Linked DNA regions of Homo sapiens: regions 2 and 3 are each linked to region 1. Evidence: read pairs that join two places in POLR2A ChIA-PET (ENCODE). Cell type or tissue: HepG2. All regions are shown on one strand.

Region 1 (5,000 bases):
GGTAATTTTTGTTTCCTTAACCTTAAAGTCCATCTTTTTTTTTTTTTTTCTTAGATGGAGTCTTGCTCTGTCACCCAGGCTGGAGTGCAGTGGCACAATCTCAGCTCACTGCAACCTCCACCTCCTGAATTCACGCCACATGCCATTCTCCTGCTTCAGCCTCCTGTAGCTGGGATTACAGGCACGCCCCACCATGCCCAGCTAATTTTTGTATTTTTAGTAGGGACGGGTTTTCCCCATGTTGGTCAGGCTGGTCTCAAACTCCTGACCTCGGGATCTGCCCGCCTCGCCTCCTAAAGTGCTGGGATTACAGGCGTGAGCCACTGCACCCGGCAGGGTCCATCTTAATCAAGAGGAGTCTGTTTTGGGCTCTCAGATGACAACACAAACACTTCCTCTTGTCTGGACTGAGACAAGATCCTAATAACTACTTGCCCACAAGATGGGAACACAGCAGGAACCAGCTGTGGGGATTTGGAAAACAGTCCAACAGCAATTTTTTCCACACAGCACACTATTCTGTTCAGAATCTTGAACCTGGCTATAGTTAAGGGAGCCGCACCCACAGATATAAGCCAACTACCTAACTCAGAGATCTTCAGTAGCTTCTCTTGGCCTTCACCATGGTCTGCGTAGCCTGGTTCATTGCAGCAGTCAGGGCTCAATGCAGAAATACTATGAGCTATGGGATAAGAGAGTTACTCTAGGAATTAGACCTTACAGAATCATAGGAGAAGCTGGGGAAGGGACAGACTAGGAGGAAAGTTGGAGGCTCAGAGGAGGTACTGGCCAGTCCATCTGAGTAGCCAGGCACATTTAGTCACTGAAAGAGGATGGCCAAGGGAACGCTCTATGGTAACCTGTGCCTGTATGTAGCTACTACCACCAAGCACCTGGTGGTGGGCCTGGGGCTGTGTTGGTCATCAGGGTCAGAAGTCAGGAGAAGAGCTAGATGCAGAGGACAGCAAGGACAAACTGGAGCCCACAGGTATCTGTGTCTATTGCCACATCTAACCACAGTGGCCTTGGGGGATGGCTGCTGCTCACTTGCACCTGCCTCTTTCAGCCAAGTCTAACTGTGGCTAGAATCCCTGAAGACATAATTTCAAGCTAGAGTCTCCCTCTGTCACCCAGGCTGGAGTGCAGTGGCATGATCTCGGCACACTGCAACCTCTGCCTCCCACGTTCAAGTGATCTTTGTGCCTCAGCCTCACAAGTGCTGGCCACCATGCCCATGTTTTTTGTTTGTTTGTTTTTTTGAGATGGAGTGTTGCTCTGTTGCCCAGGCTGGAGTACAATGGCGCGATCTCGGCTCACTGCAACCTCTGTCACCCGAGTTCAAGCGATTCTCCTGCCTCAGCCTCCCAAGCAGTTGAGATTACAGGCACACACCACCATGCCCAGCTAATTTTTGTATTTTTAGTAGAGATGGGGTTTCTCTGGGTTGGTCAGGTTGGTCTTGAACTCCTGACCTCAGGTGATCTGCCCGCCTCGGCTCCCAAACTGTTGGGATTACAGGCGTGAGCCACCGTGCCTGGCCAAAACTTTTTTATTTTTTGAGAGAGAGAAAGAGAGAATTTTACTCTGTCAACAAGGCTAGAGTGCATTGGCACAATCACAGCACACCATGGCCTCAACCTCTTGGGCTCAAGTAATCCTCCCACCTCAGCCTCCCAAAATCTGTGATTGCAGGGGTGAGCCACCATGCCCAGCCTCCCATATAACTTTTGACTCCCCCATAACTTAACTACTAATAGACTACTATTGACCAGAAGCCTTACTGATAACCTAAAGCCAATTAATGCATGCTTTGTTTTGTTTTGTTTGTTTGTTTTTGAGACTGAGTCTCACTCTATTGCCCAGGCTGGAGTGCAGTGGTGTGATCTCAGCTCACTACAATCTCCACGTCCTGGGTTCAAGTGGGAGGCTGAGACAGGAGAATTGCTTGAACCCAGGAGGTGGAGCTTGCAGTGAGCCAAAATTGTGCCACTGTACTCCAGCCTGGGCTACAGAGCAAGACTCCGTCTCAAAACAACAAAAGTCTTCACCTCCTTGTCTTCACATTGAGGAGGCTGAGAGGAGGTGGAAGAGGAGGGGATGGTCTCGCTGTCTTAGTGATACAGGAGATAGAAAGAAATTATTTAGGCAGACAATGACGGCAAGAGAGTCCTCAGTAGAACTTCCCTTCTAACAAAAAAAAAAAGCCCAAGAAATCACTTTCTAAAAAGGAGCAGCCTGAAAGATCAGGCTGCAAACATAGATAGGGAAACTGGAAGCTTGCACGGGGGAATGCCGGCAGCTGCATGAATAGAAAGGACGACCCGGGGCCAGGCAGGTCCACCGTGGGGGCAGCTGCATGGATAGAAAGGACGACCCGGGGCCAGGCAGGTCCACCGTGGGGGCAGCTGCATGGATAGAAAGGACGACCCGGGGCCAGGCAGGTCCACCGTGGGGGCAGCTGCATGGATAGAAAGGACGACCCGGGGCCAGGCAGGTCCACCGTGGGGGCAGCTGCATGGATAGAAAAGACGACCTGGGGCCAGGCAGGTCCACCATGGAGGCTCCACCTTCCCTTTTTTGTTAGCACATGCGCAGTGTGAAAGAAATAAGCAACATGGAGTAGCTCAGGCAGAGGATACACCTGCATAATAAACAATTGAAGTGGGGGCTGCCAGAGATTCAAGCCCTATGCATACGGCACACCTGGTCCTAACCAGTTTTCCGTGCCCTGTGTAGATCAAATACCGCCTCCCACTAGCTCATCTGTAAAAACCCTTGCGATTCACTGAGCTTCAGCAACCCATTTTTCCAGGACCCCTCTCTGTAGCAGGGAGCTATTCTCTTTCTTTCACCTATTAAATTTCTACTCTAAACCTCACCTTTTGTATGTGTTCAAGTCCTTGATCTCTATGGCCATGAGACCAAGAACCTTGGGTGTCACCCCAGACATTAAGGCTGCTTCATTAGGGGTAGCAGAGGTGGAAGCAAATCCACATAGAAGTGGACACCTGCTCAGTTCAAAGCCGTGTTGTTCAAGGGTCCGCTGTGTGTAACTATTGGTTCCATTTATTTGTAGAACCCTATTACTCCCTCTCTCCTGCCTCACTTTATTTTATTTTATTTTGTTACAGAGTCTCACTCTGTTGCCCAGGCTGGAGTGCAGTGGTGCAATCTCGGCTCACAGCAAACTCCACCTCCTGGGTTCAAGTGATTCTCCTGCCTCAGCCTCCCAAGTAGCTGGGATTACAGGTGCCCACCACCACACCTGGCTAATTTTTATATTTTTAGTAGAGACGGGGTTTCACCACACTGGCCGGGCTGGTCTCGAACTCCTAACCTCAAGTGATCTGCCCGCCTCGGCCTCCCAAAGTGCTGGGATTACAGGCGTGAGCCACCTCACTCTTCTTTCTGCTCTCAGATGTTGCCACATTCTTTCACACTTCAGGGACCCTTTTTTTTGAGATGGAGTCTCACTCTGTAACCCAGGCTGGGGTGCAGTGGCATGATCTCAGCTCACTGCAACCTCTGCCTCCAGGGTCCTGATTCAAGCAATTCTCCTGGCTCAGCCTCCCTAGTAGCTGGGAGTACAGGAATGCACCACCACGCCCAGCTAATTTTTGTATTTTTAGTAGAGATGGTGTTTCACCATGTTGGCCAGGCTGGTCTTGAACTCCTGACCTCGTGATCCACCCACCTCAGCCTCCCAAAGTGCTGGGATTACAGGTGTGAGCCACCACACCTGGCTGAGGGACCTTTGCTTCTATAATAGCTGATAATCTTTTCCCCCTCACCAAATCTCCATCTAGCCCCTTCTTCCTCATCCCCTAAGACCCAGCTAATGTCATTTTCCTTGGACTTCCACTATAAATGATACCCTAGATATTTTCTCTCACATACACAATTGGGATTGTACATATGCAACACAGAGACAAGTTCATAACACAGCTTTGGGTTATACATTGACTTACTTGCAGTTATCTCTTTCTTGTGCCAGCTCTGAAGCTCCTTGAGGGTAAGGAGTATGTCTATTTTATTCACCATTGCATATAGTAGGTACCTTAAAACATATTTATTAAATGAGCAAAGCAGCCTGACGCAGTGGCTCACGCCTGTAATCCCATCACTTTTAGAGGCCAAGGCAAATGGTATCACTTGATCTCAGGAGTTTGAGACCAGCCTGGGCAACATGGCGAAACCCCATCTCTACAAAAAAGTTTCCTAAAAAATTAGCTAGGATCGGCCATGGTGGCTCATTCCTGTAATCCCAACATTTTGGGAGGCCGAGGCAGGTGGATCACCTGAGGTCAGGAGTTTGAGACCAGCCTGGCCGACATGGTGAAACCCCATCTCTACTAAAAATACAAAAATTAGCCAGACATGGTGGCACGCACCTATAGTCCCAGGTACTCAGGAGGCTGAGGCAGGAGAATCATTTGAACCTGAGAGGCGGAAGTTGCAGTGCATTCCAGCCTGGGCAACAGAGCCAGACTCTCTCGGGGGAAAAAAAAAAAATTAGCCAGGTGTGGTGGCATGTGCCTGTAGTCCCAGCTACTTGGGAGGCTGAAGTGGGAGGATTGCTTGAGCCCAGGAGGTTGAGACTGCAGTGAGCCTATATCGTACCACTGCACTCCAGGCTGAATGACAGAGCAAGACCCTGTCTCAAAAAAAAGAAAAAAAAAAGAAAATGAGCAAACCTAGTCATTTTGAAGGCCAATGTTTGACATGTATTTTAGAGAGAAAACAAAATTGGTCCCTTGCCTAATATATGGTGGTGTTTTGCTATATAATTTATGGTCTACATGTAACAAAACAAAAGAAAGCAATATTTAAAAACTGCCAGGAGGCAAAAATTAGCCTTACCACACACCAATCCTGCCTGGGTTCCCTCCAGGGCTGGAAAAACCATTTAGAAGCAATTGCTGAAATTTTGTTTGTAGCCTAATTAAATAACCAGCTCTCACCAGGAGTTTTAATGGCCAGCCTAAGAGGTCCAGAAAGTT
Region 2 (5,000 bases), 78 kb after region 1:
GTCACCCAGGCTGGAGTGTAGTAGAGCAATCATAGCTCACTGTAATCTTGAACTCCTGGGCCCATATGAACCTCCCACCTCACTCAGCCCTACAAGCGAGTGTCACCATACCCAGCTTTTTTTTTTTTTTTTCTTTTTAAAGTGGGGTGGTGCCATCACGACTCAGTGCAGTCTCTATCTCTTGGGCTCAAGTGATCTTCCCACTATAGCTCCTGCTAATTTTTTATTTTTGTAGAGATGGGGTCTCAGTGTTTCCCAGGCTGGTCTTGAACTTTTGGCCTCAAGCAGTCTTCCCACCTCAGCCTCCCAAAGTGTTGGGATTATAGACATGAGCCACTGTGCATGGCCAAGAATGCTTCCCCCTCCGCGCCCCCCCCCTTTTTTTTTTGGAGACATGGTCTCTGTTGCCCACGCTGGAGTGCAGTGGCACGATCTTGGCTCACTGCAGCCTTGACCTCCCAGGCTTAAGTGATCCTCCCACCTCAGCCTCTCAAGTAGTTGGGACTACTGGTGCGAGCCACCATGCCCAACTAATTTAAAAACAAATTTAGTAGAGATGAGGTGTTGTTATGTTGACATGGCTGGTCTCAAACTCCTGGACTCAAGAGAACCTTCCAGCTAATCCTGTCAAAGTGCTAGGATGATAGATATGAGTCACTGTGCCTAACCTCCAAGGATACTTTTAATGAAAACTATGGGTAGACTAAATAAAATCCTGTATGTATTGGTTGTTAAATATTATAGAAATATTTTTTAACATTTGCTCTGTTTTCTCCCCTATTTTATTAGAAATTTAGTACACAATTATTGGCCATTATAGTTAAGTGGGGGATTTTGTTTGTGTGTGTATTGGAAATAATATGATTTTTGAAGGTATTTTGTGGTAAGCATGAGAGTGCTTATCTTTCAAAAGAGACCATCAGTAGATAGAAACTTTAATAAGCTTAAAGTGACTTGTCTGTTTAGTTTTAAAAGATTGATTCCCAAAAGCCCAAGAGCTAGCTTGTAGTATGTGTGGGCAGGCTATTCCCATGCTGTCAATACCATTACTGTTGTGGTGGTGTATTTCATGATAAAGATTCTGAGCTTCCGCCATTTAGTGACATTGGGAGAAACGAAGTTGGGTATATGGGAAATAGAGGATGGCAGATTCCATTTCCTGTCATAATAGCACTTTAGGATTTTTTAGCCAAGATCATGTTTACATACTGTACTAAAGATATCATTATTATTCAACTACTGAGAACTAGAATATTAAGAGACTGCTGGCAAGGCAAGCAGTTAATTTTCAGTTGAAATTGCATTAAATAAAAAGTATTTTCTTGCTTTGTGGAAGCACGTGAATTTTTTTAAAAAGCTGCTTGTTTTCCCCATTTACAGGTTCTGTACAGAGTAATGAGATGTGTGACGGCTGCAAACCAGGTGTTTTTTTCTGAGGCTGTGTTGACAGCTGCTAATGAGTGTGTTGGTGTTTTGCTCGGCAGCTTGGATCCTAGCATGACTATACATTGTGACATGGTCATTACATATGGATTAGACCAACTGGAGAATTGCCAGACTTGTGGTACCGATTATATCATCTCAGTCTTGAATTTACTCACGCTGGTATGTGAATTATTCTTTTCCTTTTTAATGTGTTGGTTTATTCAGGCCCTTAAATCGATATGTAAGAAATTAAGGGCTTTGTCTGGGCATGGTGGCTCATGCTTGTAATCCCAGCACTTTGGGAGGCCAAAGCAGAAGGATTGCTTGCATCCAGGAATTCTGGCACAGCTTGGGCAATGTAGTGAGACCCCATCTGTACAAAAAGTCAAAAATTAGCTTGGTGTAGTGGCGTGCACCTGTAGTCCTAGCTACTCGGGAGGCTGAGGGAGGAGGATCGATTAAGCCCAGGAACTTGAGGTTGAAGAGAGCTCTGATTGTGCCACTGCACTCAGCCAAGGTGACAAAAAAAGGCCCTGTCTCCAAAAAAGAAAAAAAAATAAGGGCTTTGCTTTATTATATTATTTTCTTAGAGTACATTCATCAGTTATAATCTGTGCTTTCATTTTAGTGTCTATTTACTTTTATTTTTAATGCAATTTTTTTTTGAGACAGGGTCTCACTCTGTTGCACAGGATGAAGTGCAGTGGCATGATTTTGGCTCACTGCAGCCTTGACCTCTTGGGCTCAGGTGATCCTCCCACCTCAGCCCCCCAGGTAGCTAGGACTACAGGCGTGCGTCACCACACCTGGCTAATTTTTTGTATTATTTTGTAGAGATGGAGTTTTGCCATGTTACCCAGGCTGGTCTTGAATTCTTGGGCTCAAGCAATCCACCTGCCTTGGCCTCCCAAAGTACTGGGATTATAGGTATGAGCCACTCTACCAGGCCTCTATTTTTACTGGTTGATAGCTAGTCTCAGTGTAGCTTTACTTGTGTTTTTTGAGGAAACATTGCTCTATGCACCAGATTCTTTCTTTTTTTTCTTTTCTTTTCTTTTTTTTTTTTTTGTCACAGGATCTTGCTGTATTCCCCTGGTTGGAGTGCAGCGGTACAATCAGAGCTCACTGCAGCCTCAAACTCCTGGGCTCAAGTGATCTTCCCACTCAGCCTCCCGACTATCTGGGACTACAGATGCATGCCACCATGCCTGGCTAACCTTTGTATTTTTTGGAGAGAAGGGGTCTCACTACATTGTCTAGGCTGGCCTCAAATTCTTGGTCTCAAGTAATCCTCCTGCCTTGCCCTCCCAAAGTGCTGGGATTACAGGTGTGAGCAATCATGCCTGGCCTCCTTTAATTTCTTTTTTTTTTTTTTGTTGAGACGGAGTCTCGCTCTTTTGCCCAGGCTGGAGTGCAGTGGTGCAATTGTATTTTTAGTACAGACGGGGTTTCACCATGTTAGCCAGGATGGTCTCGATCTCCTGACCTCGTGATCTGCCTGCCTTGGCCTCCCAAAGTGCTGAGATTACAGGCGTGAGCCACCGCGCCCGGCTGGCCTCCTTTAATTTCTTAACCATAAATATCCTCCCCTCACTTTTATTATGGACATTCTGAAGCACATAAAAATAGGGAGCATAGTATAATAAATTTGTACATATTTAACACTCAGCTTCTATAATTAGAAACAAATGGCCCATCTGGTTTCATCTAGGCCTCTTTGCTATCCTTTCATCTCCAACTGGAGTATTTTAAAGCAAATTCTAGATGACATTCTGCTGAGCATTTCTGCCAGAATTACACCTCTTTTTACTAATGTGAAAAAATGCCCATGATAACTGTAAAATACGTGTGTCCTATTTAGGTGTCTAAACACTTTAATGTCACAGTATTAAGGCCTTAAAATATAGCTTAGATATATTTTTCTAAATTAAAAGACTATTTTTTAGATATACAGAAAATTGAGCAGAAAACAATGAGTTCCCATATACCTTCTTCATCCCAACAGTTTCCCCCTCATTAACATATTGTGTTAGTGTGGTACATTTATTACAAAGGAGCGAATATGGATATATTATTATTAACTAATTTTATAGTTTACTTTGTGTTATGTATTCTATGGACTTTAACATGTGTAATGACATGTATCCCCTATTACCAGTATCATACAGGATAGTTTCACTTCCCTAAAAATCTTTTATGTTCCACCCACTCCTTCCTCGTTCCCTCTCCCCACTCCTCCCTCCCTCCATCTTAAGCCCATGGCAATCCCTGATCTTTTTACTGTCTCCGTCGTTTTGCCTTTTCCAGAATGCCATGTAGTTGGAGTCATATAGTATGTAGCCTTTTCAATTGGCTTCTTTCACTTATCAGTGTGCATTTAAGGTTTCTCCATGTCTTTTTGTAATTGGAGAAGCTCATTTTTTAAAAATTTTATTCTTTTAGATTGTTGAACAGATAAATACGAAACTGCCATCATCATTTGTAGAAAAACTGTTTATACCATCATCTAAACTACTATTCTTGCGTTATCATAAAGAAAAAGAGGTAAGTAATACATTGATAATGAATTTTGACAACTTGAGTCACTGAAGAGTTGGACCTAATGTTGCTTACCAGGCTGTATAAGTGAAATTGAGTGAAATGTGAAATGTTTGATTTAGAATATAGTGATTGTATTTGTTCTTTTAAGTTTGTATTTCTTGAGAATCATACTGAATACTTTCATGAATGATGTGCCAGATACTCTTTTCAGACTATGCATCTTTTGCTGTTATTAAATTTATTATAAATTTATTATAAATTTAAATTTTCATAAGGGTAAAACAAGTTGACACATTTATAACGTTATAAATTAAGAAGTACTGTATATTTTGTAAACAAAAATGACTGGCTTTTCAACCACCCCCTAGTCAAATCCACCACAGACTTTCCTGGTAGATTTAAGAAACCCAGTCTTAAACTGCTGTTTGCATATGTCTTCTGATGTTGATTATTTAAAAAAAAAAAAAAACGGCCATTTCGGAAATTTCATATTGACAGTTTTCATTTATAGTACTCTGTATTTGTGATAAAACTTTATAGACTTGAAATAGCATACTGATCTGTGTCAGTTTTCTGACTGGTTTTTAAAAAGTTAAAATATTAAGTGCTACGGACAGTGAATTGATCGATCTTAAATTTATTTGTATCGTCAGCACTAATACAGATAGTGATTTATTTTCCATATAATTTTAGAAGATTTATTTTCCATTTATCACTTCCTTGAATTTTTTGTTTTTCAGGTTGTTGCTGTAGCCCATGCTGTTTATCAAGCAGTGCTCAGCTTGAAGAATATTCCTGTTTTGGAGACTGCCTATAAGTTAATATTGGGAGAAATGACTTGTGCCCTAAACAACCTCCTACACAGTCTACAACTTCCTGAGGCCTGTTCTGAAATAAAACATGAGGCTTTTAAGAATCATGTGTTCAATGTAGACAATGCAAAATTTGTAGTTATATTTGACCTCAGTGCCCTGACTACAATTGGAAATGCCAAAAACTCACTAATAGGGGTGAGTCTTTAATTGTAATGACTT
Region 3 (5,000 bases), 140 kb before region 1:
AAAAAAGAAGATGGTGCTGAAGTTGGGTTTCACAGAAGATGGTGCTGAAGTTGAGTTTCACACAAGTGTCTGCTTTTGCCTTCAGCAGATATGGGATAAGACTGCAGGAATTTTCAGAAAAGATGCAAGAAGAGTTGTCACATACTCATTTTTGTTTGCTTGTTTGTTTTTTGAGATAGAGTCTCACTCTGTTGCCCACGCTGGAGTGCCGTGGCTTGATCTCAGCTCACTGCAACCTCCACCTCCCAGGTTCAAGGGATTCTCCTGCCTCAGCCTCCTGAGTAGCTGGGATTATAGGCATGTGCCACCACACCCAGCTAATTTTTGTACTTTTAGGAGAGATAGGGTTCCGCCATGTTGGCCAGGCTGGTCTCGAACTCCTGACCTCAAGTGATCCACCCGCCTCGGCCTCCCAAAGTACTGGGATTAGAGGGGTGAGCCACCCCCTGGCCTTGTAGCATACTAATTTAATGATGAGCAGGTTAACTGGAACCTTCTGATCTGGAAAAGGTGGCTGGTTTGGAATATCGGTCACTTTTTTTCGTGCTATGTTAATGCCTCCATGGGTAACCAAATCGCTTCCAGTTTTTCCCTTAGGGTGAAACAGAGAAGCCTCATCACAAAATCCAATGACACCTAAACGCAATGCTCTTTGTTTTTTGTTTTCTTAGAGATGGGGTCTTGCTATGTTGCCCAAGCTGGTCTCGAACTCCTGGACTCAAGAAATCCTCCCACCTCAATTTATTTTATTTTATTTTTTGTAGAGATTAGGTCTGGGCTATGTTGCCCAGGCCGGTCTCTAACTCTGGGCTTCAAGTAACACCCCCGCATCCCCTCAACCGCCTTACCCTCCCAAAGTACTGGGATTATAGGCAGAAGCCACCACGCCCAGCCTACAATGTTTACAATTTGGTAATTTGTACCTCTAAGACTCTTCAGAAGAAAATACTTAGAAATGAAAATGGAACATATGAAAATGGACGGACATTGTCGATGTCTGGAATATAGTAAAGTCAAATTAGGGACACTTTTAATTTATGTGAATTCAGCTATAAGTATATGGCAGAAAGAGGACAGAGCGAGAAAGGAGTGGGAGGCTGGGCGCGGTGACTCACACCTGTAACCCCAGCACTTTGAGAGGCTGAGGTGAGTAAATCACTTGAGGTCAGGAGTTCGAGACCAGCCTGGCCCACATGGTGAAACCCTGTCTGTACTAAAAATACAAAAATTAGCCAGGCGTGGTGGTGGGCGCCTGTAATTCCAGCTACTCAGGAGGCTGAGGCGGGAGAATTGCTTGAACTTGGGAGGCAGAGGTTGCAGTGAGCCGAGATCACACCACTGCATTCCAGCCTGGGTGACAGAGCAAGACTCTATCTCACCAAAAAAAAAAAAAAAAAAAAAAAAAGAGGGAGAGAGAGAGAGGGAGAATATGGAAGAATGTGAAAGTCACAAACATTGCCGGGGAGTCCATCTACCTGTGAATCTTTGAAAGGCCTGTGAGAAGGGAACTGAAATTGGCTGTTGGCCCCTCAGGCTAGGCCAGTTTCCCCACCTGCTGGGTATGACTCATGTTTAAAGATTTCTATTTTCCTTCAACGTCATCCCTAGAAACAAATGTCTTACAGAACTATTAAATTAAGTTTAGCCTAAAGCCACTTTGGGAGGCCAAGGTGGGCAGGTCACTTGAGGTCAGGAGTTCAAGACTAGCTGGCCGACATGCTAAAACCTCGTCTCTACTGAAAATACAAAAATTAGCCAGGCATGGTGGTGCGTGCCTGTAATCCCAGCTACTTGGGAGGCTGAGGCAGGACAATCGCTTGAACCCGGGAGGTGGAGGTTATAGTGAGCCGAGATCGCGCCACTGCACTCCAGCCTGAGCAATAAAGTGAGACTTCGTCTCAAAAACAAAACAAAAAATAATAATAATAAAGATTTCTATTTTCCTTCAACATCATCCCTAGAAACAATGTCTTACAGAGCTGTTAAATTAAGCTTAACCTAAAGCTGCCTCCTAACATATTTTTAGTTCTGTGTAAAGGTTTCTCCATCCATAATGGACTGTAACCTAACTGGAGGTATAAACAGACCATAAACTACTCATGTGCCAATCACCGAGTTTTGCCCAATCACAGAAGGCCAACTGTTCAAGCCGTATCAAATAAAGCAAACACTGAGCTGTAACCAATCCAGCTGTTTCTGTACCTCACTTCCGTTTTCACTTTCCTTTCTCTGTCCATACATCTTCTTTGACCACGTGGCTGCACCAGAGTCTCCCTGAACCTATTCTGTTTCAAGGGCTGCCCAATTCATGAATCTTTCTTTGCTCAATTCAACTCTGTTAAATTTAATTTGTCTAAGGTTTTACTTTTGATAGAGCTCAACTGAAGAAATGCAGCGATGTGTTCCGGCCCTGGGAAAAAATAAACTATGTGTATGGAGTTCTTGGGAGACTCTGTACTCAAGGGCGTCTTTGACAATAGTGATTTTCACCATCCTGGCTGACCTTGGAACCTCCCCCGACCTCAGCTCCACATGGAAAGAGATGGAGAGAATGAACAGGTCTCTTACTCTGAAACCTTCAATAACTCTCGCTTAGAAATATTGGAGTCCATTGCAGTTTCAAATACTCTTGCTAGAGGGCATAATATCCTTCAACCTACCCCAACCCGTTGAATTCATGGAAATGTGGATGTAACTTCTAAATCCTCAGAAGCTAACTAACCTCGGGCTGGGCATGGTGGCTCTCACCTGTAATCCCAGAACTTTGGGAGGCTGAGATAGCAGGATCACTTGAGCCCAGGAGTTTGAGACCAACCTGGGCAACATAGTGAGACCCTGTCTACAAAAAAAAAAAAAATAGCTAGGCATGGTTGTGCCCACCAGTAGTCCCAGCCATTCGGGAGGCTGAGGCAGGAAAATTACTCGAGCCCAGGAGGTTGAGGATGCAGTGAGCCATGATCACGCCACTACACTCCAGCCTCCGGGATGCAGCGAGACCCTGTCTCAAAAAAAAAAAAAAAAAAATTAAAAAAGCTAACTTCCCAGTGATCTGGGACTCCTTGCTCCGGAACCTCTTGAGCAGCTTTTCTAAACCACCTCCCTGCTCACCTGATCGTGCTGCAAGATTGGCACTAACAAGATGCTCCTCTCTGCTGACAGTCACACTGGCAGCTTCTCACCTAGACACATAAGGCTCCCCCAAGCCTAGCCACCTTCTTTGTCACTTCATGCTCTGACCATCAGCTTGACAAAATGCCGAGTCGCCTTTGTGTACCTGGCTCTTGGACACAGAGGTCCTTCATTTTTCCTCCTTTGTTGAGGGCACTTTGTGAGCAAAGAAGGAGTGAATTTGGCTCTCTTTTTATAGCCCTATCTAAAGGTCAGCCTTTTTTTCCTGCAGCTGGAGGTGATCTACGCCACACCGTGCGCTTAAAAGTGATGGATCGTCAGCCCTGCCCTCGTGTCAGGGCTGTGCGGAGCACATAATCTACCTTCCATTTCTTCTGCAAAGCCACCTGAGGTTTAATTTGATGTGTTTCATTTCTGACCCTGCATGAAGGACCACCTCAACACCTGCATGTTTTAGGAGGTTTTGAACAATATCCACTTTGTCAATCACCTGGGATCTCCAGTCCACACCATGCCCAGTAGGAAGCCAGTGTTCACTTTGCATGAGTGAAAACTCAAAGCCCAAACTAGGCACAGCTTATCTTAACCACACAGAGGGATGGAAAAGGCAGGCAGCTATGTTTACTCAGAGTTATTTTAACAGAATGATCCTTGTCCTACTCTGTGACTTTTGTTCACCTAACAGGTATTTCTGTTTATTATAGATAATTCATTCAATATTCATTGATTCAAAAAATAGTGATTGTCTTTGTCCATTTTCTGTTGCTTATTACAGAATACCTGAAACTGGGTAATTTACAAGGAAAATAATTTATTACTTACAGTTATGGAGGCTGGGAAGTCCAAGGTTAAGGGGCCGCTCTGGTGAAGGCCTTCTTGCTGGTGGGGACCCTCTGCAGAGTCCCGAGATGGCACAGGGCATCACAGAGCAAGGGGGTTGAGTGTGCTAGCTCAGATCTCTCTTTCTCTTCTTATAAAGCCGCCAGTTCTAAAGCCTGTAGTCCCAGCTACTCAGAAGGCTGAGGGAGGAGAATTGCTTGAACCCAGGAGGCAGAGGTTGCAGTGAGCTAAACTCCAGCCTAGGCAACAGGAGAGAGAGAGAGACAGAGACAGAGACAGAGAGAGACAGAGAGAAGAAATAAAAGCAGGAAGGAAAGAGAAAGAAAAAGAAAGGAAAGAAAAGAAAGAAAGAAAGAGAGAAGGAAGGAAGGAAGGAAAGAAAGAGAAGGAAGGAAGGAAGGAAAGAAAGAAAAAGAAAGAAAGAAAGGAAGGGAGGGAGGGAGGGAAAAGAAATGAGAAAAGAAAAGAGGGAGGGAGGAGGGAAGGAAGGAAAGAAAGAAAGAGGGAGGGAGGGAAAAGAAAAGAAATGAGAAAAGAAAAGAGGGAGGGAGGAGGGAAGGAAGGAAGGAAAGAAGGAAGGAAAGAAGGAAGGAAGGGAAAAGAAAATTGCAGATAATTTTTCTTTGGACACTATCAGATCCCTCAACAAACAATATCATCAGCCACACCCTTCTTCATCACCTTAAGAAGTATGGAGATGTGAAGTATATTTTATGTTCATGTGCTTTGATCAATCCCAATAACTTTCAATTTCCTAATTTCACATATGATAAATCTCCAAATGCCTCAAATAGGTCCATGGTCCTTCTGACCTATAAGTGAAATCATTACTAACTGCTGTGGATCTGAAAGGGAGACACAATGACTCCAACGAGTTGAGGATCATCCTTCCAAACCTCTCTACCTGTCAAGGAAATAGATTTGAAAGCAATGCAAGCAGGTGAAATTTCAGGTTTTAAGATTAATTAGATGTTGAGGGTGAGGCTGAAGAAAGAATACATGTTGGCCTCTAGTTTAGGCAACTGTGTGGA

The links. Peaks named below come from ENCODE experiments on the same cell type or tissue, not always from the same donor. Only the 100,000 strongest peaks of a DNase experiment are listed, where the experiment ranks them.
Region 2: POLR2A ChIA-PET joins it to region 1 with 6 read pairs; 5 of 35 experiments call an interaction of 5 or more read pairs at or near these places.
Region 3: POLR2A ChIA-PET joins it to region 1 with 5 read pairs; 2 of 35 experiments call an interaction of 5 or more read pairs at or near these places.

The regions. Positions count from the first base shown.
Region 1 is chr16:18,953,709-18,958,708 of GRCh38, reverse strand. No RefSeq gene overlaps it. Among named protein-coding and RNA genes, the nearest start is that of TMC7, 28 kb to the left of the region's middle. In HepG2, no CTCF peak of the experiment used is centred here; DNase peaks (open chromatin) are centred at 948 and 2,588; H3K4me3 peaks cover 985 bases.
Region 2 is chr16:18,876,100-18,881,099 of GRCh38, reverse strand. SMG1 (SMG1 nonsense mediated mRNA decay associated PI3K related kinase) reads left to right here. Exons shown (of 63, transcript NM_015092.5): 11 at 1,381-1,605; 12 at 3,868-3,969; 13 at 4,707-4,976. Among named protein-coding and RNA genes, the nearest start is that of SMG1-DT, 48 kb to the left of the region's middle. In HepG2, no CTCF peak of the experiment used is centred here; no DNase peak of the experiment used is centred here.
Region 3 is chr16:19,092,429-19,097,428 of GRCh38, reverse strand. LOC124903656 (a long non-coding RNA gene) reads right to left here. Exons shown (of 2, transcript XR_007065010.1): 1 at 3,952-5,000. Among named protein-coding and RNA genes, the nearest start is that of ITPRIPL2, 19 kb to the left of the region's middle. RefSeq lists enhancers at 1,657-1,716, 2,107-2,316. In HepG2, a CTCF peak has its summit at 2,644; DNase peaks (open chromatin) are centred at 2,188, 2,618 and 3,688.